Linked DNA regions of Homo sapiens: region 1 is linked to region 2. A link is an interaction called in ENCODE POLR2A ChIA-PET data of the cell type or tissue named here. Cell type or tissue: Panc1. All regions are shown on one strand. Links, peaks and the distances in the headings refer to the core of each region. The heading gives the core; the rest is flanking DNA. Region 1 holds the start of FLT4 (fms related receptor tyrosine kinase 4). Region 2 holds the start of ZFP62 (ZFP62 zinc finger protein).

Region 1 (16,528 bases), core at 5,436-13,435, 210 kb after region 2:
TACCAAGCATGCCCAGGGGAAGGCGTAGTTTCAGAAAAGGCCTGAGAAGACCTTAAGGTTACACCTCAAGCTGGTCCTTAGCTCCAAGACAGTCTACAACAATTCCAAAAAAACAAAAAAGCAAAACACAAACAAATACAAAAGCAAAAAACAGCAAACCCTGGAGAAAGGGGAAATTCTGATTTTCAGAGTCACTAAAGTGTTAGATTCAAATGTCCAGTTTTTGACCAAAAAAAAAAAAACAAAACCAACAAGAGTATACAAAGAAACAGTAAAGTATGGCCCATTCAAAATAAAAAATAGACCAACAGGAACCATCCCTGCAAAAGAGCTGGGAGAGGATCCACTACACAAAGACTTCATACCAACTGTCTAAAATATGTTCAAAGAGGCCAGGCATGGTGGCTCATGCCTGTAATCCCAGCACTTTGGGAGGCCAAGGCAGGTGGATCATGAGGTCATGAGTTCAAGATCAGCCTGGCCAAGATGGTGAAACCCCGTCTCTACTAAAAATACAAAAAATTAGCCGGGCACGGTGGCAGGCACCTGTAATCCCAGCTACTCAGGAGGCTGAGGCAGGAGAATTGCTTGAACTCAGAGGGCAGAGGTTGCAGTGAGCCAAGACCGGGCCACTGCACTCCAGCCTGGGTGACAGAGTGAGACTCTGTCTCAAAAAAATATATATGTGTATGTGTGTGTGTGTGTGTGTGTGTGTGTGTTTTCAAAGAACAAAAAGAATCTGTGGAGAGGCCGGGTGCAGTGGCTCACGCCTGTAATCCCAGCACTTTGGGAGGCTGAGGCGGGTGGATCACCTGAGGTCAGGAGTTCGAGACCAGCCTGACCAACATGGTGAAACCCCATCTCTACTAAAAATACAAAAATTAGCTGGGCGTGGTGGCACACTCGCCTGTAGTCCCAGCTACTCAGGAGGCTGAGGCAGGAGAATCGCTTGAACCTAGGAGGCAGAGGTTGCAGTGAGCCAAGATCGTGCCATTGCACTCCAGCCTGGGGAACAGGGTGAGATTCTGCCTCAAAAAAAAAAAAAATCTGTGGAGAAAGTCAAGAAGATGTAAGAACTAAATGGAGGCCCAGGCGCGGTGGCTCACACTTGTAATCCTAGCACCTTGGGAGGCCAACGCGGGTGGATCACGAGGTCAGAAGATCCCGTCTCTACCAAAAAAATACAAAAAATTAGCTGGCCGTGGTGGCGGGCACCTGTAGTCCCAGCTACTCAGGAGGCTGAGGCAGGAGAATGGCGTGAACCTGGTAGGCGGAGCTTTCAGTGAGTCGAGATTGCGCCACTGCACTCCAGCCTGGGTGACAGAGCGAGACTCTGTCTCAAAAAAAGAAAAAGAACAAAATGGAAATGTCAATAAGGAAATAGAAAACCTAAAAAGAGCCCCCCAGAATTCTGGAACTGAAATGCACAATGACTGAGAAGAAAAATTTACTAGAGACGGTTTTCACTATGTTGACCAGGCTGGTCTTGAACTTCTGACCTCAGGTGATCCACTTGCTTCGGCCTCCCAAAGTGCTGGGATTACAGGCATGAGCTACCGTGCCCGGCCTACATTTTTTTTTTTTTTTTTTTTTGAGACAGAGTCTCTCTGTCACCCAGGCTGGAGTGCAGTGGCACAAACTTGGCTCACTGCAACCTCCACCTCCCAGGTTCAAGAGATTCTCTTGCCTCAGCCTCCCAGGTAGCTGGGACTACAAGCGCCCAACACCATGCCCAGCTAATTTTTTTTGTATTTTTAGTAGAGACGGAGTTTCACTATGTTGGTCAGGCTGGTCTTGAACTCCTGACCATGTGATCCACTTGCCTCAGCCTCCCAAAGTGCTGGGATTACAGGTGTGAGCCACTGCTCCTGGTAAACAAAATTTTTAAATGACAGAAGTAAGTCCCTCTTTATCAGTAATTAAGTGTAAATAGATTAAATGCTACAATCAAGAGATTGAAAGGGTAAAAACATGATCCAATTATATGCTGTCTACAAGACACTCATTTTAGATCCAAAGATACAAATTTGAAAGTGAAAAGATGGAACAGGATATTCCACAGAAACAGTAACCAAAAGATTGCCCGTGTGGCTATAGTGATATCAAACAAAATAAACTTTGAGCCAAAAATTGTTAGAAGAGACAACAAAGGACATTAGATGTTGATTAGAATAATAATAATAATAATAACAATAAATGTGACTGGGCATGGTAGCTCATGCCTGCAATTTCAACAATTTGGGAGACCAAAGCAGGAGAATCACTTGAGCCCAGGAGTTCAAGACCATCTTGGGCAACATGGCGAAACCGTGTCTCTACAAAAAATACAAAAAAAAAAAAAATTAGCTGGAGATCGTGGTGCACACCTGTAGTCCCAGCTACTGGGGGGTGCTGAGGACGAAGGATCACTTGCACCTGGGAGGTCGAGGCTGCAATGAGCCATGAGTGCATCACTGCTCTCCAGTCTGGGTGACAGAATCAGACCCTGTCTCAAAAAAAAAAAAAAAAAAAAAAAAAGAGTAAGTACATCAGGAATATATAACAGTTACAAATATATATACCTAATAACTGAGTCCCAAAATATATGAAGAAGCAAACGTCGGCAGAACTGAAGGGAGAAGTGGACAGTTTACAATAATACTTGCAGAATTCAATACCCTACTCACATTAATAAACAGATCAACCAGACAGAAGATAAATAAGGAAATAGAGAACTTTAAAACACAGCAAACCAAGTAGATCTAACAGGCATATACAGAGCAATCTACCCAATCACAGCAGAATATACATTCTTCTCAGGGGTACATGGGACATTTTCCAGGATACAACATATGTTAGGATACAAATTAAGTCTCAAAATATTTTAAAAGATATCATACAAAATATCTTCTCCAACCAGAACAGGATGTAGTTAGTAATCAATAACAGAAGGAAAACTGGAAAATTCACAAATTTTTGGAAATTACACACTTTTAAACGATGAATGGATCAAAGAAGAAATTGCAAGGGAAGTTAGGAAATACTTAGACACAAAGGAAAACAAAACACAACATACCAAAACTTATGGATGGAGCAAAAACAATGCTAAGAGGGAAAGTTTATAGCTATAAACATTTAGATTTTTTAAACCTCAAATCAACAACTTAACGTGATAATTTAAATAAGCAGGAAAAGGACAAACTAAAATCAAAGCTAGCAGAAGATTAAAGATGAGATAAATAAAATAGAGAATAGAAAAATCACAGAGAACATCAACAAAACCAAAAATTAGTTCTTCAAAATTATCAACAAAATCACACACTTTAGCTGGATGGGCTAAGGAAAAAAGGGAGAAGAATTAAATTACTAAAATCAGAAATGAAAGTGAGGCCATTAGTACCAATTTTACAGAAATAAAAAGGATTATACAAAAGCAACATAAGTAATTGTACAGCCACAAATTGGATAACACAGATGAAATGGACAAATTCCTAGAAACACAAAATCAACCAAGACTAAACCATGAAGAAATAGAAAATCTGAACAGACCTATAGTAAGAAAATTGAAACAGCAATAGAAAATCTCCCAACAAAGAAAAGTTCTAGGCCTGATGGCTTTGCCACTGAATACTACCAAACATTTACAGAAGAATTAATACCAATCCTATTCCAACTTTCCCAGGAAATAGTAGAAGAAACACTTCCTAACACATTCTACGAGGCCAGCATGACCTATACCAAAGCCAAAGACACTTCAAGAAAACTGCAAACCAACATCCCTTACAAACATTGATGTAAAAATCCTCAACAGGCCAGGCACGGCAGCTCACACCTATAATCCCAGCACTTTGGGAGGCCCGGGGGGGTGGATCACTTGAGGTCAGGAGTTCAAGACCCGCCTGGCCAGCATGGTGAAACCCCTCTCTACTAAAAATACAAAAATTAGCTGGGCGTGGTGAACATACCTGTAGTCCCAACTACTTTGGAGGCTGAGGCAAGAAAATCGCTTGAACCCGGGAGGGGGAGGTTGCAGTGAGCCAGGATCGCACCACTGCACTCCAGCCTGGGGGACAGAGCAATACTCTGTCTCAAAAAAAAAAAAAAAAAAAAAACTCAAGAAAATACTGGCAAACTGAATTCAGCAGCATATTAAAGAGACTATACATCATGACCACGTAAGATTTATTGCTGGATTGTAAGGATAGTTCAACATGACCAGGCACAGCGGTTCATGCCTGTAATCCCAGCACTTTGGGAGGACAACGCAGGAGGATCACTTGAGCCCAGGAGTTCAAGACCATCCTGGGCAACATAGGAAGACCCTGTCTCTACAAAATAAACCTTTAAAAACAGAACACGCTTTGGCTACGCAGGCTCTTTTTTGGCTCCGTATTAATTTTAGGGGTTTTTTTCTAGTTGTGTGAGGAATGATGGTGGAGTTTTGATGGGAGTTGTACTGAATTTGTAGATTGCTTTTAGCAGTATGGTTATTTTCACAATATTCATTCTACCCATCCACGAGCATGGGATGTGCTTCCATTTGTGTCGTCTAATGATTTCTTTCAGCAGTGTTTTGCAGTTTTCCTTGTGTAGAGATCTTTCACCTCCTTGCTTAGGTATATTCTTAAGCATTTTGTTTTATTTTTGCAGCTAGTGTAAAAGGGGTTGTCTTGATTTGATTGTCAGGCTGGTTAATGTTGGTGTGTAGCAGAGCTGCTAATTGTTTTGTTTGTTTGTTTTTGAGAGTCTCACTCTGTCGCCCAGGCTGGAGTGCGGTGGCACGATCTCTCGGCTCACTGCAACCTCTGCCCCCCGGGTTCAGGTGATCCTCCCACCTCAGCCTCCCTAATAGCTGGGATTACAGGTGTGCGTCACCACGCTTGCCTAATTTTTTTGTAGAGACTGAGTTTCGCCATGTTCCCCGGGCTGGTCTCGAACTTCTGGGCTCAAGCGATCCTCTCGCCTGGGCCTCACGTTGTGAGCCACCGCGCCCAGCCCATTTTACTTTTCTTTACAAGCCGGGGCTCACTGTCTCCCCTGGCTTGGCGGGAAGGCGGCGGGCGGGGGAGGCGGAGAGGTGGGGACTGGGGGGTGGGGGGTGGCGGCGGGGACGCGGGGTGGGGGGTGGCGGCGGGGACGCGGGGTGGGCGAGGACTGCGATAGAGGGAAAGGAGGAAGGGAAATTAGGGGCTTACCGCAGGCAGAGCAGGCTCCTTAGTATAAGAAGGTGGAGAGGAGGAGGGAGGTCCCGGTTCTTTTCCATCCCACGCCCTCCACTTCCCAAGCTGCGAGAAGGAAACAGAAACAGAACACCCAGAGGCGTCCTCGGTTGCTTCTTGCCCTTCCACCACCGTCCAGCAATAAGGCGAGAGGAATCAAGTGCAGGACGGAGGCGGCGGGCAGTCCTAGAAAAAACCACAGACAGGTGAGCTGTGCGCACGGACGAGGCCACCCCCCTGCGGAGCGGCAGGCAGGGCGCGGGGAAGGAGCCGCGCGGCTTCCCGGGCTGGGCCTCTGTCCCTCTGTCCCTCTGTCCCGCTGTCCCTCTGTCCCGCTGTCCCTCTGTCCCTCTGTCCCTCTGTCCCTCTGTCCCTCTGTCCCGCTGTCCCTCTGTCCCTCTGTCCCGCTGTCCCTCTGTCCCTCTGTCCCGCTGTCCCTCTGTCCCGCTGTCCCTCTGTCCCTCTGTCCCTCTGTCCCTCTGTCCCGCTGTCCCTCTGTCCCGCTGTCCCTCTGTCCCTCTGTCCCGCTGTCCCTCTGTCCCTCTGTCCCTCTGTCCCTCTGTCCCGCTGTCCCTCTGTCCCTCTGTCCCGCTGTCCCTCTGTCCCTCTGTCCCTCTGTCCCGCTGTCCCTCTGTCCCTCTGTCCCGCTGTCCGGCGCGCGCAGCACACGCCTCTCCACATGGCCTAGAGTTATTTTTAATGGGTATAGAGTTTCAATTTTGCAAGATGGAAAGAGCTCTGAAGACACGGATGGGGGTGACGTCGGCACAACAATGTGATCATACTTCATGCCGCTGAGTTGTATACCTAAAAACGGTTAAGATGGTAAATTTTATGAGTATTTTACCACAATTTTTAAAATAAGAAATAGAAACTTAAATTAAGAAGCAAAAAACAAACAACCCCATTTAAAAGTGGGCAAAGGACATGAAAAGACACTTCAAAAGAAGACATACAGCCAACAAGCATATGAAAAAGATCCTGGACATCACTAATCACTCCAGCCTGGGGGACAGAGCAAGATCCTGTCAGTGAAAAAGAAAAGAAAGGTCAAATGTCAAATCTATTAAAAAATAACTAAGGCCGGGCGCAGTGGCTCACGCCTGTAATCCCAGCACTTTGGGAGGCCGAGGCGGGCAGATCACCAGGTCAGGAGTTCAAGACCAGGCTGGCCAACATAGTGAAACCCCGTCTCTACTAAAAATACAAAAATTGGCGGGGCTTGGTGGCATGTGCGCCTCTAGTCCCAGCTACTCAGGAGGCTGAGGCAGGAGAATCACTTGAACCCGGGAGGCAGAGGTTGTGGTGAGCCAAGATCTGCCACTCCATCTAAAAATAAATAAATAAATAGGCCTGGAGCGGTGGCTCACGCATGTAATCCCAGCAATCTGGAAGGCTGAGGAGGGCGGATCACGAGGTCAGGAGTTTGAGACCAGCCTGACCAACATGGCGAAACCCGGTCTCTACTAAAAATACAAAAATTAGCCGGGTGTGGTGGTGTGTGTGCTTGTAATCCCAGCTACTCAGGAAGCTGAGGCAGGAGAATCGCTTGAACCCGGGAGGCAGAGGTTGCAGTGAGCCGACATTGCACCGCTGCATCCCAGCCTAGGCCACAAAGTGAGACTCCGTCTCAAAAATAAAATAATATAAATAAATAAAGCTACAATAATTGCTAAAGGATACATTTTATTAAAAGACATTAAGCGCAGCATCAAAACCATAAAACCTGGGAGGAGGAAGAGTAAAAATGGAGAGTTTCTGTATGAGATCAAAATTAAGCTATTACCATCTTAAATTAACTTGTTATAAGATGTTTTATGTAAGCCTCAGGGTAATCACAAAGCAAAAGCCTGTAATAGATGCACAAAAGATAAAAAGAAAAGAACCAAACCATACCGGAGTACAAAGCCATCAAACCACAGAGGAGGAAAACAGAAGCTCTACAAAACAACTAGAAAACAATTTAACAAAATGGCAGGAGTAAGTACAGGCCTATCAATAACGACCTAAAATATAAATGGATTAAATTATCTCAAAGACGTAGAGGGGCTGAATAAATAAAAAGGCAAGACTCAATTCTATGCTGCCTCAGCTCAGCTGTAAGGACACAGGTAGACCGAAAGTGAAGGGGTAGAAAAAGATATTCTATGCAAATGGAAACTAAAAGAGAAGAAGAGTAGCTATACTTATATCAGACAAAATAGACTTGAAGTCAGAAAGTGTAAAAAGATACAAGCAAGGTCATTATATTATGACAAAGGAGTCCATTCAGAAAAAGGATATCACAATTACAAATATAAATGTACCCAATACCAGAGCACTCAAATGTAGAAAGCAAATATTAATAGATCTAAAGGGAGAAACAGACTGCAATCCGATGATAATAGGGGACTTCAACACCCCACTTCCAGCAGTGGGCAGACGATCCCAAGAGAAAATCAGTAAAGAACACTGGAGTTAAATCTATACTCTAGACCAAATGGACATAACTGATATTACAGAACGTTTCATCCAACAGCTGCAGAATACACTTTTTTTTTTTTTTTGAGACAGAGTCTCGCTCTGTTGCCCAGGCTGGAGTGCAGTGGCCTCCCAGGTTCAAGCAATTCTCTTGCCTCAGCCTCCTGAGTAGCTGGGATTACAGGCACATGCCATCACGCCCAGCTAATTTTTTGTATCTTTAGTAGAAACGGGGTTTCATCATGTTGGCCAGGCTGGTCTCGAACTCCTGACCTCATGATCCGCCCGCCTCAACCTCCCAAAGTGCTGGGATTACAGACATGAGCCACCGCCTCTGGCCAGAATACATATTCTTTTTTTTTTTTTTTTTTTTTTTTGAGACAGAGTCTCGCTTTGTCGCCCAGACTGGAGTGCAGTGGCGCGATCTCAGCTCAGTGCAAGCTCTGCCTCCTGGGTTCAAGCAATTCTCCTGCCTCAGCCTCCTGAGTAGCTGGGACTACAGGCGCCTGCCACCACGCCCTATTTTTTTTTTTTTTTTTTTGTATTTTTAGTAGAGACGGGGTTTCACCGAATACACATTCTTCTTATCAGCCCATAGAATATTCTCCAGGATACACCATATCTTAGGCCACAAAACAAGTGTCAACAAATTCTAGCAAATTGAAATCAGATCAAGTATCTTTGCTGACCACACTGGAATAAAACTAGAAAATCAGTAAGAAGAGAATTTTGGAAACTGTACAAATATGTGGAAATTAGACGTGTTCCTGAATGGTCAAAGGAGAAATTAAGAGGGTAATTTAAAATTTTACTGAAACACACCAAAACCTAAGGTTGCCGCAAAAGCAGTACTAAGAGGGAAGTTTATAACAATAAGCTCCTACATCAAAAAAATAGAAAAATTTCAAATAAACAACCTAAAAGTACACCTCAAAAAAACAAGAGCAAACCAGACCCAAAATTAGTAAAAAGGAAAGACATAATAAAGATCAGAGCAAAAATAAACAAAATAGAGACAATTTTTTAAAAGATCAACGAAACAAAGTTTTCTTTTGACAAGATAAATGAAACTGACAAACCATTAGCTAGACTAATTTAAGAAATACAGACGAGGCTGGGCGCAGTGGCTCACGCCTGTAATCCCAGCAATTTGGGAGGCCAAGGCGGGCGAATCACCTGAGGTCGGGAGTTCGAGACCAGCCTGACCAACATGGAGAAACCCCATCTTTATGAAAAATACAAAATTAGCCGGGTGTGGTGGTGCGTGCCTGTGATCCCAGCTACTCACGAGGCTGAGGCAGGAGAATCACTTGAACCCGGGAGGCAGAGGTTGCGGTGAACCAAGATCGCGCCACTGCACTCCAGCCTGGGCAACAAGAGCGAAACTCTGTCTCAAAAAAAAAAGTACATTCTTTCAGTCCTTCCACGTTCTTCTGCCTGCTTTGTTCTAGCCGTGCTGGCAGTTGATTAGATGGTGCTCACCCAGACTGAGGGTGGGTCTGCCTCTCCCAGCCCACTGACTCAAATGTTCATCTCCTTTGGCAACACCCTCAGACACGCCCAGGAACAATACTTTGCATCCTTCAATCCAATCAAGTTGACACTCAATATTAACCATCATATATATTAAAAATAAAAACGAAGAGATATTCCATGTTTATGGATTAAAAGAAAGTTGGTTTGCCCCAAATTGGTCATAGGCTAATTGTAACTCTAATCAAAATCCCAGCATATCATGTATGTGTGGAAGCTGATTAAAAATAAGTCTAAAATTTAAATGAAAATTCAACTTGTGAAAAATTCCAAAGTCACTTTTGAGGAACAGGTTGGAAGGACTTACGCTTCCAGATATGTAGATTTTTATATAACTAAGATAATGAAGATATGGTACTATTGAAACCGACTCAATAGTCCCATAGATAGTTTTTTTGGATAAATGTAGAAATGGACGCTTCTGGTCTTAAAGCTTGAACCTTAAGTTTGTTTTAGCTGAGTTCCTTCCTCAGGAAACAACCTTCAGTCCTCTAAAAAAATAAAAAAATAAAGTATCAAAGAACTGAGAATCGCCAGATCTCCACATCCAGACAATGATGCTGGACCGTTCATTCATCATGACTGCTTCCTTGCCCCTCCTTAGTTTTTGTTTTGTTACACATTGTTTCATTTCTTCCTTGCTATGTAAAGCCCTGGTTTTAGTTGGTCAGGGAGATGGATTTGTCAGCCACAGCACCTGATTAAAACGTTCCTCCTTGACAATACTTGTCTCCTCTGTCATTGGCTTTCTGTATGGTGGGCGGCCGGACCTAGACGGAACCTGTGATGTTTTGGTGACAGTATCAGTACAAAAATAGACAAAGCTGAGAAAATGAACCATTCCGTGTAGATCGTTAATGTATGACTGAGGGGGAGCTAGAGAAAAGTGTAGAAAGCATGACCTTCTCATCATGGTCATGAGATAGCAAGATACCTTTTTTTTTTTTTTTTTTGAGACGGACTCTCACTCCGTGACCCAGGCTGGAGTGCAGTGGTGCAATCTCTGCTCACTGCAAGCTCCGCCTCCCAGGTTCACGCCATCCTCCTGCCTCAGCCTCCCGAGTAGCTGGGACTACAGGCCTCCGCCACCACACCTAGCTAACTTTTTTGTATTTTTTGGTAGAGACGGGGTTTCACCATGTTCGCTAGGATGGTCTCGATCTCCTGACCTCGTGATCTGCCCACCTCGGCCTCCCAGAGTGCTGGGATTACAGGCGTGAGCCACAGCGCCCGGCCAGTAGCAAGATATCTTTACGGGGTGAAAGACAGAAACTCGACACATGCACCTACTTTACGCTACACAGAGAAGGCAATTCCAGGGCCCGCAGGTCTAAATATGAAAGAGAAAATAAAACATTAAAATTTATAAGTGATAAAAAATAGTAAATATCTTCATGACATCAAGATAAAGGTTTCTTTAAAAGAACACAAGGCCGGGCGCAGTGGCTCACGCCTGTAATCCCAGCACTTTGGGAGGCCGAGGTGGGCGGATCACCTGAGGTCAAGAGTTCATGACCAGCCTGGCCAACATGACGAAACCCCATCTCTACTAAAAATACAAAATTTAGCCAGGCATGGTGGCACACGCATGTAGTCCCAGCTACTCGGGAGGCTGAGGCAGGAGAATCGCTTGAACCCGGGAGGCGGAGGTTGCAGTGAACCGAGATCTTGCCACTGCACTCCAGCCTGGGCAACAGAGCACGGCTCCATCGCAAACAAAAAATAATAGTAATAAAATAATGAGATAACACAAGTAACACCAGCCATAAGGAAACCAATTTGTAAGCGTGCTGTGTTAAAATGAAAATCTTCTGTCTTCATCCTGCCTCCCAAAAAGAGAGCATTACGGAAGTGAAAATTCAGACCCCGAATGAGAGGAGATGTGTAGCACAATGTACCCAAGTTCCTTTTCCACAGATGGCCTTGGCAGTGTCTGCCATCCCACATGCTCTTCTGCATGTGACCTTGCCTCTCTCTAATAATTGTGGGGAACATGTCCCCTAGGCAGGCTGTGACTTCTTCGAGACTATCTAGTTTCCACCTAGTTCTCTTGGATAGTCACTCTGGGGAAGCCACCTGCTACACAAGAACTTCAACTAATGTGGGATTGTCATGCTGGAAAGACACCGAATGGGCGCACTGGTTGGCAGCCCCAGCTGAGCTTCTGGACAACAGCCAGCACCGACCACCAGGCATCCAACCCAGCTAAGTAAGCCCTTGTCAAATTCCTGACTCTCAAAAGCATGAGCAAAACGAAATAGCTGCTGCTTTGCCCCACAACATCTTGGAGTACTTCATTATACAGCAATAATAAAGGAACTGATAAAAGACTCATATGCAGAATATATAAAGAACTACAAATCAATAAGAAAAAGACAGATGGGGAGTCGTAAAGAGCAAAAGACTTGAAATCTAAATGGCCAATTATAAAAATGTGCTCAACCGCAATGGTAATTAAGGAAAAGCTAATAGATCAGGCATGGTGGCTCACCTCCGTTAATCCCAGCACTTCGGGTGACTGAGGCGGGTGGATTACCCGAGGTCAGGAGTTTGAGGCCAGCATGGCTAACATGGTGAAATCCCGTCTCCACTAAAAATACAAAAATTAGCTGGGCATGGTGGCGTATGCCTGTAATCCCAGCTTCTCCAGGGGCTGAGGCAGGAGAATTGCTTGAACCTGGGAGGTGGAAGTTGCAGCGAGCCAGGATCGCGCCATTGCACTCCAGCCTGGGAACAGAGCAAGGCTCTGTCTCAAAAAAAAAAAAAAAAAAAAAAAATAGCTAATGAAACCGCAATGAGATGCCAATGCAAACCAACTAGAATGGCCACATTTTAAAAACCAAAACTGACAATACTGTGGGTAAAGGTGTGCGGCAGCGGTAACTGCTTACGCTGCCATGATCATGCAAAATGGTACAAATCACTTGAAAAAATACTTGGCACTGGCTACCAAAGTTGAAGACAGCATGTGTACACCAGGAAACACATACAAGAGTGTTGTGGCAAAAGTTGGAAACTGGTAACCACTCAAACTTCCATTAATAGTAGATGGACAAATTGTGGTGTATCCTACTGTGGAAAACTATGCAGTTACGAAAATGAGCAAAGTATAGATCATCACAGCAATATAGATGAATCTCACTAATGGTGTTGAGCAAAAGAATATAAATGGTATGAAGGCACTGAGATAAAGTGGAAAAAAAAAACAACAAGCAAAATGTGAGCTAAACTGTAGGGACACAAACACACAGAGAGGAGTAATAGACACTGGAGACTCCAAAAGCAGGGAGGGAGGGCAAGAGGTAAGGACTGAAAAATCACCTTTTGGGTAGAGTGTCCACTGTACAGGTGACGCGTACACTAAAAGCCCAGACTTCACCTGTACACAATATATGAATTAAGAAATCTGCACTTATGTCCTCTAAGTATACTTTAAAATTTTAAAAGCACATTCTGGCTGGATGCGGCGGCTCATCCCTGTCATCCCAGCATTCTGGGAGGCTGAGGCAGGTGGATCACTTGAGCCCAGGAGTTCAAGACCAGCTTGGGCAACGTGGCGAAAACCCAGCTATGCAAAAAAGTCACTGGGTGTGGTGGCGCACATCTGTGGTCCCAGCTACTTGGGAGGCTGAGGTGGGAGGATCATTTGAGCCCGGGGGGTGCTGAGGCTGCGGTGAGCAGATATCATGTCACTGCACTCCAGCCTGGGTGACAAAGTGAGACCCTGTCTAAAACAACAACAACAACAAAAAAAAAACAAGTATATTCTGGGCGGGGCACAGTGGCTCATGCCTATAATCCCAGCACTTTGGGAGGCTGAGGTTGGCAGATCAGGAAGTCAGGAGTTTGAGACCAGCCTGGTCAACATGGTTAAACCCCCATCTCTACTAAAAATACAAAAATTAGCCGGGCATGGTGCCGGGTGCCTGGAATCACAGCTACTCAGGAGGCTGAGGCGGGAGAATTGCTTGACCCCAGGAGGCAGAGGTTGCATTGCAGTGCAGTGAGATCGTCCCACTGCACTCCAGCCTGGGCAACAAAAGAGAGACTTTGAGAAAAAAAAAAAAAAGTACATTCTGAAAAAAAAAGCAAAACATATATTTTGATGATAAAATGATAAACAAAAGCAGGGAAATGATAATGCCAGGGTAGTGGGCATCTTCTGGGGTTGGTGAGGGGTTTGTGATGGGAAGTGAGGGGATGTGGGGATGTCATTCTACATCCCTTGGCCTGGAGAATGGAAACACAGGTATTTGTTGCTTTAAAATTCAGGTTTATAATATGCTGATATATTATGTACTTTCCATAAGTGTGTTACATCTCATAATCTTTCAAAGCTAAAAAAAATCAATATATGATTGATAAATACCTAACTTCATGTATCGCTTGGTTACCTAGTTTCCCCAACCTTATTTGTTAAATTATCTACACTATCCGCACTGATTTGTGATTCCAGCTTAATAATATAGCCACTTCTTACCTGGATTGGAGAGAGCTGGTAGTGGTTATTGAAAATCTACTCTTGCTTTTTGGCGAGGATGAAAGGGCTTTGGGGGGCGGGGGTGGGGGGATGGAAAATGTGAATGAAACGAAAAGCAGGGAAGGAGGTTGAGACAGTCATGGTCATGGGCTTCATTATTAAACAGGAAAATTCTAGAGACAAACTGAAAAGAGAACGGAAGTCTGTAAGAGGGTTGCCAAGTCAGAAAGCAAAAGCAAAGTGTCGCTTTATTAAAAAGGTGGGGGCGGGTCCTGATTGAGCTGAGAACAAAACATCTGGGGGAGTTCTAAAGCTAGGAGGCCAGGCCTGCAGGGAGGGGGTCGGTCATCCCGGGTGTCCCGCTCACGGGTGCGGCTTCCGTCGACACTGTCCGTCGACACTGTGCAGGTAAACACTGCTGAACGGGTTTTGTTTTTGCTTTTTTTTTTTTTTTTTTGGCTCCCAGACTGGAGTGCAGTGGCGCGATCTCGGCTCACTGCAACCTCCTTCTCCCGGGTTCAAGCGATTCTCCTGCCTCAGCCCCCCCGAGAAGCTGGGATTACAGGCGCGCACAACCAAGCTCGGCGTATTATTTTATTTATTTGCTTGTTTATTTTTGAGACTGGGTCTCCCTATGTTACGCCGGCTGGTGCCACTATTTTCAAAGATGTAACATACTATTTTTACAAGGATTGCTTTCTTGTTTAGTCTAGATTTTACCGATGGAAAGAAAGGACGGAAAAGAGCGCGTGCCGCATTTTGCTCCCCTTTGCCCACCAGGCTCCATCACCTCCGGAGCGCATCGCGAGACCGTCTGCGTTACCCGCGTCCCCGCGCCCGGAGCCGCCCAGGAGGGGGCCCGGACCCTGTGGTGCGGAGCGCGCACTGCTCGGGTGCACCGGACGCCCCGCGGCGGGCTGGGAGGGACGGGGGGAGGGGGGCGCGGGGAGCGGCCTGAATCCCGGGCCCGCCTCCGGCCCCCGCCCCGCCCCGCCCCGCCCCAGGCCAGCCGGCGCCCGCGCGGACACTTTCAGCCCCGAGCCGCGGCCGCTCGGGTCGGACCCACGCGCAGCGGCCGGAGATGCAGCGGGGCGCCGCGCTGTGCCTGCGACTGTGGCTCTGCCTGGGACTCCTGGACGGTGAGCGCGGCGAACGGGCCACCCGCCCGAGCGTGGGGCTGGCCGGGGAGGGGGTACCGCGCACCTGGGGCGGGCGCTGAGACCGCTCCGCCGGGTACGGGCGGGGGACACGGTGGCCCTGGTGCGCGGACGCCTGAGGGGAGCACGGCGCTTGGGGCGCGGGACCTCGGGATGAGGAAGGGGCGGGCGGGGACCGCAGCCGGGTCAGGGCCAGGGCGGCCGGGCCGCGCCTCGGCGCAGGGGTAGCTCTCCCGGCCCCTGAATCCGCGTCTCCGTCGGTGGCTCCGCGTCCTCGGAGCCGGGCCCTGCCGGGCTGCGCGCTGAGCCCGGATCCTTCGCGCCCTTACTCGCTTCCCCGCGGGGTCCCCGCGCCGCGCCGTCCCGACCCACGCGCGCCGGAGATCCATCCCGGCCGGGCCCCGGACTTGGGTGCGCACTTCCCGACGCCCAGCGCCTCCGCTCGCGGTCGGTCCCCCAGAGGGCGCTCGAGGCGGGCTTCCCCCTCCCCGTGGCCGGCGACGGCGGGGACAGGGGCCGGGGACCACCGCGCGCCCGAGGCGGACGGGTGCAGGTGCACGCTGGCACTTGAGACGAATCTTGAGGAGGCGAATCGCGGGCTGTCAGCGCCGCAGAAGGGGCGGAAGGCCAGGGGTCCCCGGATTTGAGGGGACAGGGGCCTCGAAGGCCAGCTGAGGAGCAGAGGCCCCCGCGGGAGGGTCCCCTGCACAGGAGAGGCGGGGTTCGGTTTGTGTTGGGATGTGGCTCTGGCGGGGAGAGACGCAGACCTGAAGCGGAGGCGGAGGGGTTGGAAAGAGGGACTGTGGGGGATGAGCGGGCGGCAGAGGGAGTGGATGGAGATGTCAGGGAGGAAGCTGAGAAGATGAGCTGGGAGTCCCCACGGAGCTGGTGTCCCTGGAAATCAAAGGGTGTAAGGGCGGGGTCAGGGGTTCCAGTGTCTGAAGCCCTGAAGTCAGCGACGGGGACCTCAACATTTCTGCACGCCATAGGAATTAAATACTGGCTTTACATGCTTGTAATTCTCACAGGGAGTGTCAGACCCATTTTACACATGGAGAAGCTTAGACCAAGGACATGTGTCACTTCCCCAAGGTCCCCAGGAGGCCCAAAGTAAGCCTGACAAAGCCTGCCTTTGCTCACCACCTGTATGTCCACTGGCTGAAGGGCAGAGGACAGGAGAGGGGGCAGGTCTGGCTCAACCAGGGGAGGAGGGAGGAGAACATCTATCTGGGCCTCCGAGTCGGGCAGGCCAGATCAGGGCGCTGCCCTTGGCCCTCCTGGACCCAGCCCAGGACCAGGCTCCCACAGGTGCTCAGGATGTATTTGTCGAGTGGCTGGTAGACCTTGGTTGGACTGCAGGGCTGTAGAATGGGAGACGCTTATCCTGGAGGAGACATGGGACAGGCACCTGGGCGCAGTGTCTGAGCTGGGCTGAGTAGCTGGAGAGGAAGAGAGAGACCCGGGAGGGGAACCCTGGAGGAGGGGCCCAGAGGGCAAGGGGGCTTCCAGGGATCCAGGGAACATTCTGCAGGTATAAGGAGAACCAGGAGAGGCCAGTGTCCTGGTGCTCCCGGGTGGAGCACAGAGGGACGTGGGGTGAAGGGTGAGGAAGCTATTCCCTGCAGTAAGTAGTGACTCTTAGTGACCCAGTTATGAAGAGGAGAGAGGGCATTAGTTGGGCGCCCCATGGAGAGGGGTGT
Region 2 (16,528 bases), core at 4,689-12,688:
GGGTCTTTGAGGTATTCCATGTGTCCTCCAGGGCCAGTCCAGATTGTGTGTGTCTACACTGCTGTCACCTCCAGTTTAGTAACAGTGCTTTGTACTCGGGACCCTGGTGCGCACCACACAGGCAGATATGAACGTAAGCCTTTCTTGTAATTTTCCCTTAGTCCAGTCACAACCAGACCATCATGCTTCAGAAGAGCTATTGTTCGGAGAATAACCTGCCACAGGCTACCTTCCACACCCACAGACCCTGGGCAGTCCCGTGGGGCCCCTACGGGGCACTCCCTGCCAGCTCCTGACCTGCTCCCTCAGTGTTTCTCTGGACTCCGACACAGCCAGACCCAGAGAGAGGGAGGGGTCAACCACTGACCCAGCTAAGGCTGCACTTTTCAAGTCCTCAGATCCCGCCCCAACATCTTCCGCTTCCCAGGGAGATAGAGAAAGGTGATCCACTCCCCTCAGGAAGACACGGTACCTCCGGGAGTGTGACCACAGCAACACCAATCATGAAAACTCAGATAGTGCATACTGTATGGCGTCATAAGATCTGAGCCTCAAGACTGCCCAGCTGTGAGTCCTGGGACAGTTTTCTTACCCTCTCTGTTCCCCCATCTGTAAAATGGGGATGTATGCAGTGCTGTCATCAATGGGTTATTGACAAGATTCAATATATCAATATGTATGTTCTAAGTGCCTTACATATGCTAATTTAATTTTCACAACTCTGTGAAGTAGGTATTATTATTACCTATATTCCAGATGAGGGAGCAGAGACCAAAGATTACACAACTGCCCAGTCCCATAAGAAACCCAGAGCCCAACACAGATTCAAGAAAATACCTTGGAGCAGGTGCCATTTTTCACCAACTCTCCGTCCAAATTAGGGAAAGACAGCTCCTTTGATTTTCTCCTTTCCCAAGGTCTTATGAAACTGTGAGTTAATCCATGTGTACAAGAGGACATCCAGTTCTCTTTCTTTTAAAACAAAAATTTCCTCCTCCTGCCAAGTTGGCAGAGGCTTGTAAGGGTGGTGTCCTAACAGCCTCCTGTTTGGTCTTGGCACTCTGTGGCTTGTGAACAACAACCAGAGATGAATATATCTACAGGAGGAGAACAAGCAGCTGGGCTTGAACCAGCAGGTGCCCAGGCCAGAGCATTTCAAAGATGTCAAAGATCACAGCCTCAAAACTACCAGCTGTGTGTCCTGGGACAATTTGCTTTCCCTCTCTGTTTCCCCTTCTGTAGAACAGGTATATGTATGTGCATATATATATATATATATATATATATATATATATATATATACACACACACACACACACACACACAGTGCCTTCATCAAAGGGCTGTTGAGAAGATTCAATGTATCTATATATATAAAGCATTTAGAAGAGTGCTTGGCACAAAATAAGCCCCATAAAATTTCTCGCTGTTGTTGATTATCATTTTAGATGTAAGTGTCAGTCAGAACTCCTGACACAGACATCTCCCTTTCCACAGGACCCAGAAATGATAACAGTAGGAGGCTGCTTGCTCCTTCTAGACCTTTTCCCAGGGACTGTGGGTTATCCCTTAAGAGCCTCTGGTAACAGGTTTCTCCAGATTCATCCCACGGTCCCTTCCAGCTCAACAGCGCCACCTGCCACACAGATTTTACACATCCATGTAAAGCTTGAGGGATGAAAGGAAATTGTTGGTGTTAAAGGGCAAGCAGGAAAGAGAACAGCAATTGATGGCCAATTCAAAAGGTGAACTTCTTTAATAAAGAATGTGTTCCCACAATGGACACAAACTCTACAAAAGGTACCGAAAGACTTGATGTAAGGACAGGACAGGCAGTCCCTGGGAGAGATGGCTCAATTGGGTGACACACATGATAGAAGGGTAAAGAAAATTAAACAACCAGACACTATTTGCTGCCTACAAATTTAGAGAAAAAACAAACCTGCCACAACCCAATCCTGGGGAGGTGAGTGAGTAAAGAGCTTTTACTTATAGTTGGAAACTTTATAAATTGAAATACTCCTTCTTGAAGTAGTAGTTTAGCAATCTGATGCAATTTAGGATTATTTATGTTTACATATAATTTTTGAATAAATACTATATTCTCGTGGTTCAAAATGCAGGAGTATAAAGACGATATGCACTGAAAATTCTCCTTCCCACCCTTCTCTTCCAGCCACCCAGGTGCCTCCTCACCGACAGCCCCGGTTAGTGGTTTCTGGTGTGAACTTTCAGGAACATTTTTATGAACATACACAAATATGTACACATTCATTTCACCCTTTCTTATGCAAATTATAACATAGCTTGGCACATTGATTTCTTTATTTCACATGCATCTTGGAGATTTTCCCATACCATTTTATAAAGAGGCCCCTCTTCCTTTTTTATGGCTGAAAGTAGTACATTGCATGCTGTTATGGGTTGAACTGTGTTCCCCCAAAATTCGTATGTTGAAGTCCTAACCCCAGATACTTCCTAATGTGACCTTATTTGGAAACAGAGTCATTGCAGATGTATTTAGTTAAGCCGAGGTCATGCTGGAGTGAGTAGTTTAGGGCCCTAATCCGATATAACTGGTCTCCTTAAAAAAGGGAGAAATTTGCACACAGGCATGCATGCAGTGAGAAGGCTGTGTGTGATGGTAAAGGCAGAGACTGGGTGCTGTGTCCACAAGCCAAGTGTAGCAGGACAAGTCGCAGACAAAACTCCTCAGACACCGGATTAAAGAAGGAAGAGGTTTTTATTCGGCCGGGAGCATCGGCAGACTCACGTCTTAAGAGCCGAGCTCCCCGAAAAAGAAATTCCTAGCCCTTTTAAGGGCTTACAACTCTAAGGGGTTCACGTGAAAGGGTCATAATAGATCAAGTAAGCGTGAGGAACGTGACTGGGGGCTACACACATCAGCTAACAGAACAAAAAGTTTTACAGTGCTTTCTCACACAATGTCTGGAGTTTACAGATAACACCAGTAGTTTTGGTCAGGGGTTATTATTATTATTATTATTATTATTATTATTATTATTATTTTAACCACCAGGGCCAGGTGGTGGCGCCAAGGTCGTCTCGCTATCTTCTGTTTCTTTCCAACTCTGTGCTTTCTCCCTTTTCTCCTGTCTTATAAACTAGGGAAAAGGGGAGGTTGGGGAGAAGCTGGGAAGGACAACAGGAGAAGTGGTGGTCTCCGTCCAAAGGAACACCAAGGATTTCCATCAAACCACCAGCAGCTAGGTACAAAACGTGGAACCGATTCTCCCTCACAGCCTCAGAAGGAACCAAACTTGCTGACACCTTGATCTCAGACATCTAGCCTCCAAAACTGTGAGACAATAACTTGTTCCTATTTAAGCCACATTGTGTGGGGTACTTTCTTACAGCAGCCCTGGAAAACTAATACACGTGAATGTACAATAATTTATGTAATCACGTCTTTAGTTTGGACCTTTAGGTTTTCTCCATCTTTTACTTTAGACACACTATTGTGAATAACCTTTTCACACACCATTTCATGAGTGTGTGACTATACCAGCAGGGTAGACTCGTAGAGGAGAATTGCTGCGGCAAAGAGTACGTGCACGTCCATCCACACCGCACGCTGCCTTCCCTGGAGGTGAGGTCCGTCAACACCCCACCAGCGGGGAAGAGTGCTTTCCCCACCATGCTGTCACCACCACAGCGTGGATCAAACTCAGGATCTTTGCCATTCTAATAAGAGAAAAATTGTATTTCCATGTAGTTTGGGCTTGCATTCTTTTTTATTTTGAATCATTTGTATAAGCTTTCCTGTGAGCCCATTTTTCCACTGGGTTGTTCAGGTTTTCAATTTTGGAGAAGCTCTGTGTATCAGGGAAATTTGCCCTTTGTGATATAACATGCAAATATTTTTTCCCAGTTAGTCATTTGATTTTTTTACTTTTCTTGTAGTGGTTTTGCCACACGGAAGTATTTTATTTCTATGTGTTTGAATTGCTCTATCTTTACTTTTACAGTTTTTGGATTTTGCGTTATAGTAAAAAGGAAAGAAAGAAAACAAAAACCCTCCCTCAGTCCAATATGAGCAAAGCAATCTCCTGCAGTTTTTTTTTTTTCTTTGTAAAATTTTATGGAAGTGGGAGCAGCTGCCAGGATGGTTGGTGTGTGTGCATTTCACAGTTCAGTCTTAGATACACCTGGCATTCATCCTGGTGTAAGGGCTGTGGTTTGAATCCAACTTCATTTTTTCCCCAATGCTTCCCAGCTGTCCCTGTTCTGTCTTTGCCACTAGTTTGAAATGCTAGCTTTACCAGATGCCGAATACCCATGACTGTTTAGGTCTATTTCTAGACTTTATATGTATGTCTCAGAATTATACCAGCTTAATTATTAACGTGCCTTAATAGTGCCTTGCGTCATTCATATTTTTATAGGCATTTTCTAGCTAGAAACAAGCAAGAGTCTGTTAAATTTGTCCATGTGAACTTTAGAATCAGTTGTGGGTTGCCAAAGGAGATTCTATTGCTAGCTTTTATCAGGATCATGACAATTATACTTTACAAGAAATGACTGTTCTGATGTCAAGTGTTTCCATTCATGTGAATGGAACATCCAAGAATCTTTCCATAAGTTTAGTTCATCCTCTATGTCCCCAGGAGCACTGTAAATTTTCTTCATATGGGTCTTGCACGTGAGTCATGAATTCCTGGGCATTTGGTCTTTTGTTTGTTTCTATTGTAAATGTAGTCTTTCCTTCCATTATTCCAACTGTAGTTTCTATATAAGGAAACTTGATTTCTATATGTTAATTTTGAAAACACACCTTACAGCATTCTCGTTTTTTCTAGTTTTTTCAAGTTAATTCTTGTGAGTTTTCCAAAAATGAAATCATATCTGCAAATAAGACAATTACACCTCTGCTTTCCAATGTTTATATTCTGACTTCTTTTTTCTTTGTTTAATCCAGCTGCAATGGGAAATAATAGTACTGATGAGTAACAACCTTGTCTAGTTCTTTACTCTGATTGTTTCCAGTGTTTACCTATTAAGCTTATTAGTGTTTCTAATTCCCTATTGTTCTTATTTTAAGACTCTTAAAAATGTCTGTCTATTGAACCAGTGATTCCTCTTCTTGTCAATTATTCCAAGGAAAATACGATGAAAGCGTTCTGCACGCTACTATCTAAAACAGCACTGATTTATTTTTTAAAAAAGACATACTTAGAAAAAACCTCTGTGAGTTATACAGAATAGTTAAGGAGACTGTAGTTTAATGGAATATCACAGAGAGTAAAAACATGAAAAATGCTAATGTATAATATTATTTGTAAAAATGCTATATAAAAATACAGATATAGTATGATTATGACACTATCTGAAAAACACTCACAAACTGGTGATAGAAAAAAGTTTACTAAGTTTACTAAGTAAGTTTACTAAGTTTACTAAAGTTTACTAAGTAAGAAAATTTACTAAATTATGGGCTGGGTGTGGTGGCACATGCTTGTAATCCCAGCACTTTGGGAGGCTGAGGCAGGGGGATCATTTGAGCTCAGTAGTTCAAGACCAGCCTGGGCAACATAGTAAGACCTTGTCTCTATTTTTTTTAAAAAAAGGAAAGTTTAGGCCGGGCGCGGTGGCTCACGCCTGTAATCCCAGCACTTTGGGAGGCCGAGGTAGGTGAGTCACCCAAGGTCAGGAGTTTGAGACCAGCCTGGCCAACATGATGAAACCCCATCTCTACTAAAAATACAAAAACTTAGCTGGGCATGGTGGTGTGCGCCTGTAATCCCAGCTACTCAGGAGGCTGAGGCAGGAGAATCCCTTGAACCTGGGAGGGGGAGGTTGCAGTGAACTGAGATCGTGCCACTGCATTCCAGTCTGGGCAACAAGACCAAAAACTAGTTTACTAAATTAAGAATAATTTTTCTGTTTTCCAGATTTAACATAATGAACTGATATTATGGTACAGTGGGAGGAGAGATTTTATTTTAAAATAAATTTGCCATTGGGCATGGTGGTTCACACCTGTAATCTCAGTACTTTTGGAAGCCAAGGTGGGAGGATCACTTGAGGCCCAGGAATTTGAGACCAGCCTGGTCAACACAGCAAGACCCTACCGCTGCAAAAAAAATTAAAAAATTAATCTGAGGCCGGGAGCAGTGGCTCACGCCTGTAATCCCAGCACTTTGGGAGGCCAAGGTGGGCGGATCACCTGAGGTCAGGAGTTTGAGACCAGCCTGGCCAACATGGTGAAATCTTGTCTCTACCAAAATACAAAAATTAGCCTGGTGTGGTGGCATGTGCCTATAATCCCAGCTACGTGGGAGGCTGAGACAGGAGAATCGCTTGAACCTGGGAAGCAGAGGTTGCAGTGAGTCGAGGTCGTGCCACTGTACTCCAGCCTGGAGGACACAGTGAGACTCCATCTACAAAAAAAAAAAAATATTTAATCTGGATCTAGTGGTTCACACCTATAGTCCTAGCTACTCAGGAGGCTGAAGCAGGAGGACTGCTTGAGCCCAGGAGACTGAGGTTGCAGTGAGCTATGTGATCACACCACTGCGCTCCATCCTGGGTGACAGAGCAAGATGCTGTCTCTAAAAAAAACAAAAATAAATCTGTGACCAAATTCAATGGCTAAACACAGAGTTGGAATTAAGCCCTATGGGCTTAGCTCAACATTAATTTGTACTTAAACCACTCCAAAGGGAGGTAGATGAGCCAGCAAAGCAAGAGCAAACCCAGACAACCTCACTGCTGCACCTATTGGCCTCCTAGAGCAGTGCTGTTCAATGGAAATGTACTGTGAGCCATGTATGTGACTTCTGATCTTCTAGATGCATTTAAAGTAAAAAGAAACAGGTAAAATTCATTGCAACCATGTATTTGATCTACCCCAATATAGTCAAAATATTATTTCAGCATGTAATCAACATTAAAAATTATTAATAAGATAGTTTACATTCTCTTTTCCTAAGTCTTAGAAATGTGGTGTGGATTTTACATTTACAGCACATCTCAATTCAGACTACCATAAGCTACATGTGAATAATGACTGCCCTACTGAACTCAGCTCTGATGTGTAGATATCTCTAAAAGTGTTAGAAAGGCAAGCATGTGTCTGTGTCTGTGTCTGTGTCTGTTGTCTGTGTGTGTTATGTAGACACAGGCCAAATGAAAGGTGCCTGCAATATAACAAGGCTCAAGGAGGAAAAGCCGTCATCTAAAATCAAAAGGATCCGACAGGCACGGTGGCTCACGCCTGAATTCTAACACTTTCAGAGGCCAAGACAGACGGATCACTTGAGCCCAGCAGTTCAAGGCCAGCCTGGGCAACATAGTGAGGCCCCATCTCTACAAAAAAGACAAAAATTAGTGGGGCTGTTGTGGCATGCACTTGTAGTCCCAGCTACTTGGGAGGCTGTGGTGGGAGGATCCCTTGAACCTGGGAGATCGAGGCTGCAGGGAGCCATAATCATGCCACCCTGACTCCAGCCTGGGCAACAAAGTGAGAGCTTGTCTCAAAACAAATAAATAATAAGATAAAATAAAAAGCATCTGACTCAAGATGATTTATGTGGGTTTCCCATAATCCCTTCCACACACACACCACCTTTCATTGAGCGAAGTGTTCCAACCCAGATATGAATATTTTTCTATCTTGCTGCCTAGAGGTAAAAACCCAGTCTTTGCCTACCATGAACCTTTAAGGGCAGCTTTAATTCTGGAGGCCTGTGAGGACCACCTGAAGCTCCTTCTAGAGCTGTGCTATCCAATAAGGTGGCCATTAGCCACATGTGGCTATTTACATTAAATGTAATTAAAAATTCAGATCCTCAGCAGCACTACCCACATTTCAAGTGCTCAACAGCTGCATGTGTCTCACTATCCTTTGGGGGCAGCTCTAACTCCCAATCCTCTGCTCGCTCTGGGGCTCTCACCTAAAGCTGCAGACCTGGGCCTGGGGCTCTGCTCCTCCTTAGGAGTCGCTGCTGCCTGCTAACTCGCCCAGACGTTCTTCGAGGTGGGTGGGGTTGTGGCGTGAAGCCCAAATGCCGTCAAGGGTCTTATTGCTACAATGAAACGCCCATTCCCTCTACTTGAGTGAACACAGTGTCTCAGCACCCACATGTATAAAAATGAAAAATAGGCGTCGAGCTGATGCCAAACACCGGCTCACCCCAGCAATATGTAAAATTCATTCAAATAATATAAATAATTTGAGCTGTAAAACAAAATCCATCTCATTACAAGTTGTGCTTCCAAAGCACTTCACTTTTTGTCTAAGAATTAACAGTAAACATTTTGAAATATTTATATAATTTTGCTAATAATCCAGAAAATAACACTAAGAAAAAATGTAATCTACTTTCGTTACGGACATATATGCTAGGATAAACAATAAACAATAAAACAATGCATAGAACTATTTTACACTAGGATAAAATTCAATGAGGCACATAGAATGAAAATATTTTTACAGTAGAATAAAAAGCCGGTGAGGGACATAAAAGTTCAAGGAAAAAAACCCTAAAAGATGTAAAACTTATGACTGTTAAAAGTGGATAATACCAAATCTTCAGGGATTTAGATTCCATTGGATACACTTGAAAGCAATTTTGTTCTTAATATTAACAGCATGCCAAAAATATACCCTTTGCAATTATTTAAACTTAATATGAAAAATATTTAGATGTTGCTGTTTTTAAAAAAGGCTGACTATAGCCAATAACTTAGTTGTATATTTAAAAATAAGAATATAATTTGATTGCTTGTAACACAAAGGATAAATGCTTGAAGTGATGGACACGCCATTAACCCTGATATGATTATTACGCATTGCATTCCTGTCTGTATCAAGATATCTCACGTACTCGACAAATAGGGACACCTACTATGTACCCACAAACATTAATTTAAAAAAAAAAAAAAGGTCTTCAAAGTCATTTTAGGCCCTGGGTTTGGAAGCCGACACCGGCGGTGGGGTGGGCAGGGGGCGAGGTCGCTGCCAAGCTGGCGCCCCGGGTGGGAGCGTGGCCCGGTCCCAGGGACGGCTCCAGGGGCGCGCTCCCACTCCGCATCCCCAGTGCCTAACCGGGGGCGCTTCTGGTGCTGACGACCAGGAAGGGCTGGTGCTCTCGGGCCAGCCCCCAACCAGCTGAGAAGGCAATGGGTCCCCAGCCCAGCGCTGTCCTGCGCCCCTCCCGGATTCCCCCATTTCCCGCCAGGCCCCCACTTCCGGGAACGTCCCCGCACCCACACCTGGCAATGAATCACGTGTTCAGGAACCAGGTAGGCAGGTATTTACTTTATTACCTGTGCCCCTCCCCCAGCCTACCCCAGAAGCTAATGGGCACGGAAACAGAAAGCCCCGCCCACGGCCTCCTGGCCGCGCCTGGAGCGCGCGCCCTGCAGCTGGTCCTCAATAAATAGCCGAGGAGGCGCTCCCCTCCCTCCCTCCCGCCGGCGCCGTCGGCCCGGACCATCGAGTCAGTCCTCCAGCGTCCCAGAGAGGGCGCGGAAGTGCCCCAGGGCCGGCGCGGGTTCTTCCGGCCGTGCGGTCCGCGCTTTTGTCCCGCTGGCGGCCGGGTTCCCGCGGCGCCGCCACAGCCAGTACGTGAGTCCGCGGCCGCCCGCGCTCCCGCCCCCGGCCCTTGCCTGCCACGCCCTCCCCTTTTTGGCCGGGTCTTGGCTGCTCCGCGGGTCTCGGGCGGGATGTGGGAGTAAGCGTGCCCCCTCCCCGCACATGTCTCAGTGGGTGCGTTTCTGGGGAGCGGAGGGGAGGGAAGACCTCGGGCAGGCAGAGGGGTGCAGGGCGCGCCCCTGGAACAGACTGGGCTCTGTGTGGGCCACAACTGCGACGTTTGAACGGACCAGCGTCATGTTAGGTCTGCTCAACGTTCCGAGAAGGGCCAGGGCCCCGCTCCGGTGTTCCTCAACTATTCATCCCTGTTTTGGATGGGAGGGGATCCCTAAAAATTAGCGCTTCAAAATACCCACCATTTCGTGCTCCCTCTGCAGTTAAGTTTGGTACTCTAGGACTTGAGAGTGATTGCGAGGGCAGAGAGACCTCTAGGGGTGATCTGATTCGACCTTCTTCCCCTCCGCTCCACCCCACCACCTTTTTTTCTTTTTTTTTTTTGGTCGGTGAGTGATGATGATAAGCTCCCGCTGCAGGTGTGAATAGAGACCCCGGAGGTGCGTCCTAGCCCTCATCTGGGGAAGCGCACCTGCATACAGACGGGTGCACCGGGGAGGAGGCGACCTGCCGCGTGTTCCTGCAAGCAGAAAAGGAGTTAACTAGGTAGGGAGAGGAAGGTCGAAGAGTTTCTTAGACCCAGGGGACAGCCTGCGGGAACCCAGGGGTGGGACGGAAAAGATCACTGGGGAATGCCAGGGCTGGGTGTGCTGCTCTAAGACATTTAAAGTAGTTGGCCAGCAGGAGCATTTCTTTGTGAAAGCTCAAGGCTTAAAAAAAATAATAATATGAAATATGTAATATATTCATATGGCTGGGATATTAAAAATATAAAAAGTTACCAGTGAAAGATTTCTTCCCATCCCGCTTAGGTATCTTCCTAGGCCCTACCCTCTTAGGTAACCACTTTTGTTCCTTTGTATCTTTTCCGAATTTCTGCAAATACTGGCAAATATAACTAGTTAGTTCCCCCTTTTTTCACACAGGTGATAGAAATCCTTCTAACTCCTTGATTCTTTCACTTTATCTTACTGGTCTCTACATGTCAGAACACAGAAGTTGTGTTTTGTTTCGTTTTGTTTTACAGAGCTGTGGTAAGTATTGGATGGGCCATTGTTTGGATGTTTTCGATGTTCTGTCCTTTTTTAGATCTATTCGGGGGCATTTGGGTTGTCTCCAATTTGTTGTTACTTCAAACAATGGTATACTCAATACAGTGTATTAGGGTAGGGATTTTTACAGAAGAAACTAAACAGCCGTTAGAAAATTATTTTTTTACATTAACTCAACCAGTTATTGGCAGATTGTTACATATGACAAGTCGTTATCAAAATCACTGATGTAGAGTGTTTAAAGAACAAATAAGACGTAAGTAGTTCTTCCCTTCTGAGACTTGTCCCTATATTTAGTGTTACACTAGCCTAATAGACTAATTGTGTCAATGACTCCAAGCCAGTCCCTGCCGGGTTTGATTCAGAAAATCAGCCTCCCTTTTAGTATCGCCTTTGCTCACCTCCTCCCCTACGACAACTAGAAATCTCTTCTCCACTACTTGGCATGAGAATGTTCTATTTCAGTTTTTTACTTTAAGGAAAAATCACCTTTCATTCTTATTTCTATATTTAAGCAATAGAACCAACTCACGTTAATCATATACATTCCTAATATTCATAAGACAAATGCAACAGTAGCTAGAACACAAACCATATTCTCTTCTCATCTGCATATCACTTCTCTGTTCCTTAGTCCCATCTTTCCTTTGTACATTTTGCCCCTCCTAGGTACTCTTTGTTCTGGGTTGGTAAGCATTTTGTCACTTTCTCTTGTCTTGTTTCCTTTCTTTGCTCATCTCCAAATCAAAGACAGTATCCAAGGATTTAAGGTGTAGAATCCACGCGTGAACCTTGAGGTGGTAGATTGTCTTGTGGAATATGGTTGGACTCTGCAAATTGAAAGTCGTTCCGGGCTAGTTGCAGTCTGTTAATAGGAAGGGGTTTTCGGCCAGAGCAGGCCACGGCTCCTCTCTAACGAGTTGTCTCGGCTCTTGAAAAGTGGCTCCTGAGTCTCGGAGGCAGAGACAGCAAGAATGTAGGGCCGGTTCTTAACTGTTTGCATTCACTTTTCTAGGCCTTGGCGATAAAGCATGAACAAGAAGCTCGGAAGAGTGCCCAGAGGTTGTTGGTCGTATGTAGTTTGGAAGGAGTGGGTGGCGTTCTATGTCTGACGCTTTTGGCTGATGTAACCAGGCTATTAGACTCATGCTGCGTGTTGAAAACTGGTTAGAAAGGGCTTGTCCATTCAGCCTTTAGAACTTTTAAGAAATTCAGGAGTTTCTGGGTCTTTATATGGAAGAGTTGTGTTTTGGGGGTAATTCCTTACTTGTGTCATCAGGGACACATGACTTAGCTACCAAATCAGTCTTGATTGGATTATAGTGACTTACTCCTGGAACTCCAGGACTCAGTCCTGTCTTGCCTCAATCCATTCTCCCACTGCAACTAGTGTGAGTGATCTTTCTTTTTTTTTGAGACAGAGTCTCGCTCTGTCACCGAGGCTGGAGTGCAATGGCGCTATCTTGGCTCACTGCAACCTCTGCCTCCCAGGTTCAAGCGATTCTTGTGCCTCAGCCTCCCAAGTCGAGTAGCTGGAACTACAGGTGTGCACCACCACATCTGGCTAATTTTTGTATTTTTAGTAGAGATGGATTCACCTCATTGGCCAGGCTGGTTTTGAACTCCTAGCCTCAAGTGATCTGTCTGCCTCAGCCTCCCAATGTGCTGAGATTACAGGCATGAACCACTGCACCTTGCCTGATCTTTTTAAAATATTTTTCTTTTTTTTCTTTTCTTTTTTTCTTTTTTTTTTTTTTTTTTTTTGAGACAGAGTTTCACTCTTCTTGCCCAGGCTGAAGTGCAATGGCACAATCTCAGCTTACTGCAACCTCCACCTTCTGGATTCAGGCAATTCTCCTGCTTCAGCCTCCCAAGTAGCTGGGATTACAGGTGCCCACCACCATGCCCAGCTAATTTTTTTTTTTTTTTTTAGTAGAGATGGGGTTTCACCATGTTGGCCAGGCTGGTCTCAAACTCCTGACCTCAGGTGACCCACCTGCCTCGGCCTCCGAAAGAGCTGGGCTTATAGGCGTGAGCCACTGTACCCGGCCTAAAGTTTTTTTCTTATGAACTTCCATATACCCATCACTTGGATTCAGCAATTATCAGGATTCTGCTGTTTAACTTTTCCCTTTTTAGTTTTTCCTGATTGAAATATTTTAAATTCCAGATTCCATGCCATTTCACTGCAGACTTCAGTCTGAATTTAAAAAAAAAAAAAAAAGGTCTGGGTGCGGTGGTTCACGCCTGTAATCCCAGCACTTTGGGAGGCTGAGACGGGTGGATCCCCTGAGGTCAGGCGTTGGAGACAGGCCTGCCAACATGGCAAAACCCCATCTCTACTAAAAATATAAAAATTAGCTGAGCATGGTGGCACATACCTGTAATCCCAGCTACTCGGGAGGCTGAGGCAGGAGAATCGCTTGAACCTGGGTGGTGGAGGCTGCAGTGTGCTGAGACGTGCCATTGCACTCCAGCCTGGGCAACAGAGCAAGACTCAGTCTCAAAAAAACAACAAAAAAAAAACAAAAGTTCTAACATAGCCACAATGCCGTTATTATACCAGCCTAAATTAGCTCTGATTCCTTGATATTATCTAACAGAGGTGGGCACACTGCTGGGCTTGTGGACTGTTTTTGTATGGCCTACAAACTAAGAATGATTTTTACACTTTTAAAGGAATGCTTAAACAAAAATAGTACTCAGCAGTTCTGTGTGGCCCACAAAGCCTAAAATATATGCTACCTGGTTCTTACAGAAAATGTTTGCCAACTCCAGTTTAATAAAATAAGTAATTTTTCCAAAACGCATATCCAAGTTTGCTACTCCTTTGCCCGAAGCTCCCGAGGATCAAGTCTGGACTCCTTATGGTTGCAGCCCTTGTCTTTGCCTACCTGTCTGATTTTCCCTTTGCCTGCCCCAGATGTCTTCGGGGGGTGAACACCAGTTCCTCTGTACCTGCTCTTCCCTTGGCACTCTTCTCTTCCTGAAGCTATTCCTGTAGTCCATCCCCCCTTTCCCACCCTCCATGTCCTGTATTTGCTTTTTTTTTTTTTTTTTTTTTTTTTTGAGACATAGTCTTGCTCTGTCACCCAGGCTGGAGTGCAGTGGCACGATCTCAGCTCACTGCAGGCTCGCCTCCCAGGTTCATGCCATTCTCCTGCCTCAGCCTCCCTAGTAGCTGGAGCTACAGGCGCCCACCACCATGCCCGGCCATTTTTTTGTATTTTTAGTAGAGATGGGGTTTCACGGTGTTAGCCAGGATGGTCTCGATCTCCTGATCTCATGATCTGCCCGCCTCAGCCTCCCAAAGTGCTGGGATTACAGGCGTGAACCACCATGCCCGGCCGCCTCTGTCATTTTTATCATATGGTTATTTTCCTACCAGACTCTCCTACTAGTCTGCAGGCACCTTGATGGCAGGGCCTTGTCATATCCATGTCTTTGGATAGGAATAGCCCGGGGCCTGGAAAACAAACAGGATGCAGACAATAGTCTTAAGTTCCTTGGGCAACACTTAGCCTCAGAAATAACTGATACCCTAGAATGCATCTCCAGTATTGTTTATAAGGATAACTTAATTATCCTTATGTGTTACATTCTTTGTATTGTCTTTATGTTTTAGCAGCATTTACTCTAGTGCTGTCTTGGTGCTTTTCTGCCTGTGTTTTTGATGGATCTTAGTATTGATTAACATAGATTTCATTTCAAGCCATCTATTTTCATTGAAGATGCATGTTTATGTTAATCCATTTTGATTTCACTCAAGAAGAGGATTGGATGAACTACATCAGGTGACGGGACATCATGCGCCCCAACCCAAACAGAGGGGTTTAAGCAGAGCCAGAACAGGGAGGCCCCTGGCCTTCACCTAGGTTAGAGAGGTAAGTGGCAAAGTGTCTGTGATTTTAGGCAGACCAGGCCAGTCAGCAGCCAGTCTAACATGGAATCCCAGAGGACAGGAAGAAAACGAATAATCCACTTGTCAAAGAAACAAAGGAGGACAGATCAGGCTGAGAATCAGTGAGTGGAGTGGCAGTGAGGGTTGACAGTTGCACAGGCGGCTGGTGCAGAAGGCTTTAGGTGCCACAGTAAGTAGCCTGGGAGAACTTGGCACTGCCCAGTGACTAGGTGTGCATTTTACAAAAATTCTTCACAGTGGTTGGAGAAAGAATTGGGCAGGGATAAGAGTGAAGGTCTAGAAACGATGGCAGTCATGCAGAAGAGAATTTAGAAGGCTCAAACTAAGGCCTTAGCAGTAAGAAGGAGGTGGGGGATGGGGTGGGAGCTTCAGAACTACTTAGGCAATAGAATCAGCGGTCCTAGGGGCTGTTTTGGATGTGGCCAAGGGAAGTAGCCCATTTCTGATTTAGGCAAAAGTGTGGGTGGCAAGGTGGATATGAGGCTCTGTAATTGAGAGGGATCCTGGGCAGAGATGAGGACCTGAGACGGTGTGTGGGAGTGCTGGGAGCCATGAGGGCTCCCAGGGGAATATGTGGAGCCAGGAGAGGAATGTCTCAAGGTGGAAGGAGGGGCCAGAAACATCCAGGGGCAGCAGCGCGGAGGGCAAGCAGCAGCCTGAAGACGCTAATGCAGTGTGGTCTGCGTGGAAGAAATGAGGCATGAGAGGAGTGGGATGTGAAGACCACTTTTTCCAGATACAACAGGCAGTAGGATGGCAAAGCAGTACCTGGAGGGGAAGGTGTAGAAGAGGAAACAAATTTGCTTTCTGATACTTTAAAAACTTTTTGTTTGGTAATAACTTCAAATGCACAGAAAAAATTCAAGAATACGAACAGTAAAAAGATTCCCATCACTCAGATTTACCTGCAGTTAACATTTGACTTCATTTTGTCCTCTTGCTCTCTCTTTCATACATGCAAGTATTTTTCTAAACCATTTGTAGGTAATTATATACATCATGGCCCTTTATCCCTAAATACTTCAGCGTATATTTCCTAAGGATTGGGATAGTCTCATAGATAACTACAGTAAGTTTTCAAATTGAGTAAATTGGAAGTTGATACTGCTTTTACCTAGTCTACCATCCATTTTCCAACTTTTTCAGCTGATGTAATTGTTTTCTATAACAATTTTCCCCTCCGCTACAGATCCAGTCAAGGTCAGGAATGTAATATAGTGGTCAAGTCTCTTTAGCCTTCTTTAATCTGGAACATTTGTACAGCTCTTCTTTGTCTTTTATGAAAATGATGTATTTGAAAAATACAGTCCCCCCTCTTCTCTCCACCCTCTGTTTTAGTAGAAAACATTGTTCGTTTTGGGTTTACCTGGTGATTCAGTTCATGTAATGCATTCTCATAGGTGATGTGTCCTTCTCCCTACTAAAAGCATATTATGTCTATCTGCCCCTCTGGAGGTGTTAAATTAGAACACCTGGCCAAGGCATTGTCTCTCCACTCTTGTATTTTTCCCCCTTGTAAATAATTTAAGCATTATAAATATTTAAGACCATGCGGATATCCTGCTCCTTGTCAGAATTTCCTCCTAGACGTAGAATTCACTGATGATTCTCTCCTGATCCAGTCTTTACTCTGATAGTTGCAGAGTGCTGACTTTTCCAATTCTGGTATTCCTTCTACATTTATCAACCAGCACTCACATTCTGCTGTAAGCAAGAGGCCTCCCTTTCTCCCCTGTTTGTACCTGTGTAGACTCATGAAATCCTATCTTCAGTGGTTTATAATGTATCACTATACTTAGTTATTACGGTGCTTGAACACTG

Evidence for each region. Peaks named below come from ENCODE experiments on the same cell type or tissue, not always from the same donor. Only the 100,000 strongest peaks of a DNase experiment are listed, where the experiment ranks them.
Region 1: POLR2A ChIA-PET joins it to region 2 with 14 read pairs; 3 of 35 experiments call an interaction of 5 or more read pairs at or near these places.

The regions. Positions count from the first base shown.
Region 1 is chr5:180,647,770-180,664,297 of GRCh38, reverse strand. FLT4 (fms related receptor tyrosine kinase 4) reads left to right here and starts at 14,698. Exons shown (of 30, transcript NM_182925.5): 1 at 14,698-14,810. The coding sequence starts at 14,753. In Panc1, for the core only: no CTCF peak of the experiment used is centred there; no DNase peak of the experiment used is centred there; H3K27me3 peaks cover 1,003 bases.
Region 2 is chr5:180,854,279-180,870,806 of GRCh38, reverse strand. ZFP62 (ZFP62 zinc finger protein) reads left to right here and starts at 9,531. Exons shown (of 2, transcript NM_001172638.2): 1 at 9,531-9,588. The coding sequence starts at 9,588. It overlaps LOC124901155 (a long non-coding RNA gene), which reads right to left and starts at 1,033. Exons shown (of 2, transcript XR_007059089.1): 1 at 838-1,033. RefSeq lists enhancers at 8,488-9,394, 9,872-9,951 and a silencer at 9,322-9,771. In Panc1, for the core only: CTCF peaks have their summits at 6,519, 6,718, 9,825 and 10,028; DNase peaks (open chromatin) are centred at 9,446 and 9,876; H3K4me3 peaks cover 1,959 bases; H3K27ac peaks cover 2,078 bases.